Linked DNA regions of Homo sapiens: region 1 is linked to region 2. A link is a contact called in ENCODE Hi-C data. All regions are on one chromosome and are shown on one strand. The core of a region is the stretch at or near the end of the contact, and the rest is flanking DNA. Distances in the headings are between cores, read along the strand shown. Region 1 holds the start of MMEL1-AS1 (MMEL1 antisense RNA 1). Region 2 has its middle 26 kb from the start of PLCH2.

What was found. Hi-C counts contacts between places; a loop is a spot of excess contacts on that map.
Region 1: a map of HAP-1 shows a loop between it and region 2 (2.3-fold over the local background). The contact joins the promoter of MMEL1-AS1 here to the enhancer-like site in region 2. A Hi-C loop is called at or near these places in 4 of 168 maps with a recorded cell type or tissue (HAP-1, heart right ventricle and stomach).

What each region holds. Positions count from the first base shown.
Region 1 is chr1:2,626,874-2,630,041 of GRCh38, forward strand. MMEL1-AS1 (MMEL1 antisense RNA 1) reads left to right here and starts at 1,883. Exons shown (of 3, transcript NR_183343.1): 1 at 1,883-2,030. MMEL1 (membrane metalloendopeptidase like 1) reads right to left here. Exons shown (of 24, transcript NM_033467.4): 2 at 2,458-2,648. The coding sequence starts at 2,611. RefSeq lists a silencer at 2,397-2,691.
Region 2 is chr1:2,448,258-2,451,360 of GRCh38, forward strand. It overlaps a transcript of PLCH2 not described here. Among named protein-coding and RNA genes, the nearest start is that of PLCH2, 26 kb to the right of the region's middle. RefSeq lists an enhancer at 1-187. Within about 2 kb of position 1,571, at least 3 of the 41 ENCODE cell types and tissues checked have a DNase peak (open chromatin) inside an H3K27ac peak, as active enhancers do.

The DNA of each region.
Region 1 (3,168 bases), core at 633-3,132, 180 kb after region 2:
GACACACAAAACAACACAATAGGAAACACATACATTTTAGTTGTCCTGGTAATTATAAACCAACAAAATCCTCCAATTAAAAGATAGACAAACCCCCAATCCAGCCATACACGATTGAAAGAGACACATCTAAAGCTAAGGAGATGAAAAGTTTCAAAGAAAAAGAATGGAAAAAATAGACACAGCAAATGCTGAGTAGCTAGTACTCATGTCAGGCTCAACAGGATTTAAGGCAAAAAGCCTTGTTAAGTCAGAAACGGTGACTACACAGTTTCACGAAGTGAAAGATATATTAACTTCATATGTGTATCTTACTACAATATTAAATTTATGAAACTAATTTTATAATTCATACCTAAATTTGCGTTCACATAGTAATATCGCCTTAAATAGGTAAATTAGGTAAGATTTGATGTAACTACAAGAACGGGTGATTCTTTAGTGCAAGATTTTAGCATACACACTTCAGTACATGATTTTAAGAAATCATTTTCTTGATCTTTCCAAATCTTTCATTCTTTTGAGATCAAGAGAATGGAAAAAGAGCCAATATGTAGAAGACTTGATTGATCTAGTGGATGTAGATAGACACCATCACTCAGCATTTGGTGATTGAGCCTATTCCGCAGCACACAGGGCTTATTTATAAAATCGATCAAGTGTTAGCCCCAAAGCAAGCCCAGCAAATATCAAAGAAAGAACCACATAAATAATGGCATAAACCATGGTTTCTGACAACACAGTTAAGTTAGAAATCAATAATTTTAAAAAAGTAACTAAAAACTCATGTCTGGAAATTAAAAAAATTTCTAAATGACTTATAAGTCAATGAAAAAGTCATAATGGAAATGAGAAAATACACAGAAATAAATGATAATAACTGCTTAGAAAACCTTCCACAAACAATCCTGGACTGAGGCCAAGGTCAGCTGTGGGGTCATTCCTGGTGGGGGGTCTTGACGGGGAACAGAGGGCTCTGCCGCCCTGGAGGGAGGGGGTCCAGGGCCCGTTTCCACACTGGAGTGGGTGGAGGCAGGCTTTGCTGAGATCCATGGCACCGTGGGGCACTCCCGAGGCACCTGGCTGGGCAGGGAGGGTCTCTCTGGGATGGGTGGGCTCAGGCCCTTTGGCACGACCCAGAAGAAGAGAGGCCTCCTCCTACCCCACAGCTGGGGGTGTGTGTGGGGTCAGCCTTGTTTTATGAAAGCCTGGAAAGCAGGTGTTTTGAGCCCAGCAGGCTCTGAACAGAGCTTCCCTTGGGCTCTGGGTTCCTCAGTGTGAGTGAGCCTTTCCCTCCCCCACTGCCCACCGCCCATGGAGGTCGCAGGACCCCTCTGTCCCAGGGGAGACCCTAGAGGGCCAGGGGCTGCGGTCTGGGCAGCAGCCACACTGTACAGTGGCCAGCCATGCAGCCCCGGGCCGGGACGCCCTGCACATCCACAGGCAGCACCCACTTCTGCTTCACAGACACAGCCTCCCGCAGGGGTGGAGGGATGGTCCCAGGCAGTGCGCAGGGCTCCAGACATGAGGGGGCATTCTAGTAACACAGGCTGAGGCGCCCCATTGTTGGACCTGGGGTGCGAGGTCCGCCATGAGCTCTGAGTCCGGTGCCTGCCACGGTGGGAGCGCCCTACGCACCTGCCCCGGGGGTGAGCATTGCTCCCCGATGTGTGCGCGCTGCCCGGTCTCAGAGGGACCAGGGCTGTGCCTGCGGAGGGGCTGGCAGGGGCGGCTGGAAGGTGACCAGGTCTACGGGTGCCTGGGAGCCCCTGAACCAAGAGGGGAGATCAAGGGAGGGGCCGGCGTGGGGGCGGGGGGAGTGTTCCCGGGACAGCCGGGGGCGGGGGGAGTGTTCCCGGGACAGCCCGAGGTTCCAGCGAGCAGCCCTGGCCACGCCTTTGTCTCCGTGGGACCCCAGACTGGCCCCTTCCCGCCGTGGTCCCGTGACCTGACCCGGCCTTGAGCGGGGCGGGGGCGGCAGGACCCTCAGGTCTCTCCGCAGGATGGCAGCGGGGGAGTGAGGCAGCCAGGTGAGCCCGGGCGGCGGGAGGGACACGGACGCCGGTGGTCCCCAGCCGGGGCTGCGCGGCCAGGCAGGGAGGGGGTGGGCGGAGGGGCGGGCGACGGGTCTGCGCCCCCCACCCTCCGGGAGTCCGGCGGAGGCGGAGGCGGAGGCGGAGGCGGGCGGGTGCGGAGCTGCAGAAGCAGCGCGCGGGAGTCGGGGCCGGGGCAGAGCTTTCTGGAAGGGACCGCGGGCTCCCTGCAGGTCAGTGCCCCTCCCGCCGCCTCTGAGTCCGCAGCTCGGCCCCGGGAGCCCCTGGGTGCCCAGTGCAGACCCACCTGCCCCATCTGACGGGCGGGCTCGGGCTGGGGGCAGGCGGACCCTGCAGCAGGTGCAGCGGGGCGAGCGCGGAGAGCGGGCACGGGGACAGGCGGGGGCGGGGCACCCGCACTCACCTCTGCGGTCGGCGTAGAGGACACCCAAGGCCACCAGGGCAGCGGTCACCAGCAGCAGCAGCAGCAGCAGCCCCCCCTCCAGGAACCCCGGGCGCTTCTGCCCTGCACGGCCGGCGCTCTCCACCATCCCCACTGGGCCTTCGGACTTCCCCATCAGCAGGGCTCTGGACGGGAGAGCACCGCGGAGGAACCTGCAGGCCCAGGGCAGGGGAGAGGGGAGAGGGGCGTGGAGCTCCCCGAGCCCGGCCCGAGGCTGGAAGGGCCGGATGCTGGCTGGGAGCGGGCGCTGGGTGCCTTTGGAACACTCTTCCCGTCTCCCTCTCCAAGCTCACAACCCTGGGTGACTGGGTCCCGGGACTTTCCACACTACCCCTGGGCCGGAATCTCTGAGTGCATGGAGGTTCTAGGACTGGGATGCTCCCAGCTTGGGGTCGCAAGCTGGACCCAGGAGGCTCAGCTCCTGTGCTGTCAAGGGACTCCTGTAGTGGAGCCCCCCCCCTGGGCTGCTCATGCTGGTTGTCTTGGAGCTGTGGGCCTGAGCGCTAGGTCAGGGACGCTGTCGGGGAGGCCACTTGGGCTTCTGGGCTCCCAGCCCACCTTTCCTGTTGAAGCCCAGAAGCCAGTGATGGGCGACACCAGAACAGTAGGTACCCACACAGGCGGTGACTACGTGGGCCAGGAAGGGATCTGCAGGGCCAGGCAGGCTTGAGT
Region 2 (3,103 bases), core at 321-2,820:
TCTCTCGCAGTCCTGGAGGCTGGAAGTCTGAGGTCAGGGTGTGGGTGGGGCCGCGCTCCCTCTGCAGGCTCCCCGGGAGGAACTTCCTGGCCTCCTCCAGCTTCTGGTGGCTCTGGCGTCCCTTGGGTTGTGGCCGCCTCCTGCTTCTGCCTGTCTTCCCTCGCCCTTCTCTCCGTCTTCTCTTGCGCCTCGAGTCTCCTTTGTCCTGTAGGATCTGGGGCCTGCCTGGGTCATTCGGGACGATCTCCTCGGCGCAGGCCTTTCACTGAGCACGCCCTCAGAGACCCTTTTTCCAAATAAGGCCAAATTCACAGGCTCTGGGATGCGGATGTGTTTTCTGTCGGGGGTCGCCCTTCAGCCCCCTACTGTGGCCGTGTGCTCCACCCCAGCACCCCCGCCCGAGGCAGGCCCTGGAGCTCACGCTGCTGAGGTCCCACAGGCCCCCTGGCGCAGCCTCCTGGCTCCCCACCATCCCCCCTGGTGCAGCCTCCTGGCTCCCCACCATCCAGTCTCTCCCTGGGTGGGGTCCTGGCTCCACAGGTGACCAAGAGGGGTACTGGAGGCCTGGACGGGCCTCACTCCATTCTTAGGGAGCGGCTGCTCCTGGTTCCCAACCACAAGTCACATCACTGCTGCCCCGGAAGGCACCTGGGGCCTCCAGAATGCTCGTTTCGTCAAACTGTTGTACGTGGCTCCTTTGCTGGCGCGGGGAAAGGGCCGTGGGCTTGGGCCCTGGAACGCATCCCAGGATCAGTGGCTCTGCAGGCTCCAGGCCCCACCAGCTGCTCTGAGGAGGCTCAGATGGGTCTGGGAGTCCTGGTCGGAGCTGTAGCAGCTTCACATCCCCCTGGACGGAGGAAAATGCAGATTCAGCACCCCCACCCCCCGCCCCCCACCACCCAGAGGTTGGAGCTATTTCAGTAGAAATACATGTTTTAAACTGGGGCGTCTGGCCAGCCACGGTGGCTCATGCCTGTAATCCCAGCACTTTGGGAGGCTGAGGCGGGTGGATCACCTGAGATCAGGAGTTCGAGACCAGCCTGGGCAACATGGTGAAACCCTGTCTCTACTCAAAATACAAAAATTTATCTGTGTGTGGTGGCAAGCACCTGCAATCCCAGCTACTTGGGAGGCTGAGGCAGGAGAATCGCTTGAACCTGGGAGGTGGCAGAGGTTGCAGTGAGCTGAGATGGTGCTACTGCACTCCAGCCTGGGTGACATAGTGAGACTCTGTCTCAACAAAACCAACCAACCAACCAACCAACCAACCAACCAACCAGCAAACCAGGGTGTCAAGGCCCACACTTGAGGGAGTGGTGTCAGGTGAGGTGGGGGACCAGGTCTGCAGCAGCCTCTGCCTGGCCTGGGTGGGGCAGCTCTGCCCAGGTGGTGTCACTGGGGTGGAGGACATGGCTCTGGAGCTGGGCAGACTTGGATCCCAAATCTGCAACTGTGTGGCCTTGGGCAATGGACTCACTGCTGAGATGAGCCAGCAGTAGTATGTTATGGGCAGGGCTGTGTGGCTGCCTGTAAGCTCTGCCTAGCCACCTCTCAGGGACAGTGGCTGCCCCAGCCTCGCCCCGTCCTGCCCCTGCTCCGTGACGCTCCCTGGAACTCAGTCATTCTCTGGGGAACCAACAGCCCTCAGAACTGAGTTGCAGCTGTAGCTGCAGTTGTCTTTGATGCATAAGTGGGAGGCTGGCCTCGGACTGGGCTGCCGCCGCCAAGCTCAGCCCTGGGGAAGTGGGTGAATGAAGCTGTTTCTCTGCATACAGTGTCTCCCTGGCTCCCCTGGGGTCTCCTGAGCCACCTCAAGGAGCCCCGGCCCCTCCCAGCTGGGCCCGTCCCCTGAGGCTTGTCCAGGAACAGGCACCCTGGGCAGAGGTGGCTTCATCCGTTGCTGTCCCCTTCTTGGCTGGGCCTCGACGGGGGGGCAGATATCGGGCACCTCCTCCCAGGAGGGAGTTTGGTTTTTGTCTGCAAAATGTGATCCTTCGAGAGCTGGTTCAAACACCCAGCCATTCCCTCCCTCCCCGTGGGCCTCCAGCACAGGCGGCCGGTCCTCTGGGTGCCTCGTTAGCTCACCAGGACGTGCCCCACTTTTCAGAGCCTCTGCTCTACATGAAGTGAAGATGGGCTGGGCCGTCTGGGATGTTTCCCGCGGCATTCAGAACACAGAAAAGGAGCTCGTTACCAAGTGCCCCCAACTCGGCCTGCCTCCCTATTCAGCCTGCGCCCTATACAGCCTGCCCCCAACTCCCTGCCTGGCCCCACTCCCCGCTTGCCCCCCAATTCCCCACCTGCCCCCTAACTCCCCACCTTCCCCCTCACTCCCCACCTGCCCCCCACTCGGCCTGCCCTCCAACTCCAACTCCCCCCCTGCCCCCCGCTCCCTGTCTGCCCCCCTGCTCCCCGCCTACCCCCCTCTCCCCGCCTGCCCCCCCGCTCCCCGCCTGCCCCCCGCTCCCCGCCTACCCCCCGCTCCCCGCCTGCTGACTGTTGCATCCCAGGTTCCAGACCCTTGGACCAGGCGCGTTCAAGGCCAAGCACGTGGGACCCCAGCCTGGGCTCAAATCCCCACCTGTCCGCCCACCAGTTGCTGGACTGTGGGTTTTGGGGACATACCTGTGTCTCTGGGTCTCAGTTTCCTCATCTGTGAAAAGGGGGTGACAGTGGTTGTGAGGGTGAGCAGGTGACTTGTAGAGAAGGAGGGACAGCTCGGCAGTGGGACCCCCGCCTGTGCTAGGGATGTCGGCTCCCAGGACACAGCCCTGGCCCTGGCCCTGCCATAGGGGCTGTGGCTCGGCCACCCAGCACACGCTGTCTGGAAATAGGACTTGAGGTGCAATTTGGGGCAGGGCCTGGGGTCCAGGCCAGCAGCTGGGCCGAGTGCGCTCCAGGAGGGAGGCCTGTTGCTGGTGTCCACGTCAACAAGGTGCCGGGCGCTTCTCCACTCCCCAGGGCCCTCCCCCTCCCAGCCAAGGCAGGCGGTGGTGGGCTTGCCTCGTGTCCCGATTGTGGGGTCTGGGGCCAGAGATGTGTGTGCCTCCCCGGCCCCCGAAGATCATACGCAGTAGCGTCTCCGAGGGATGCCACTAGCAGT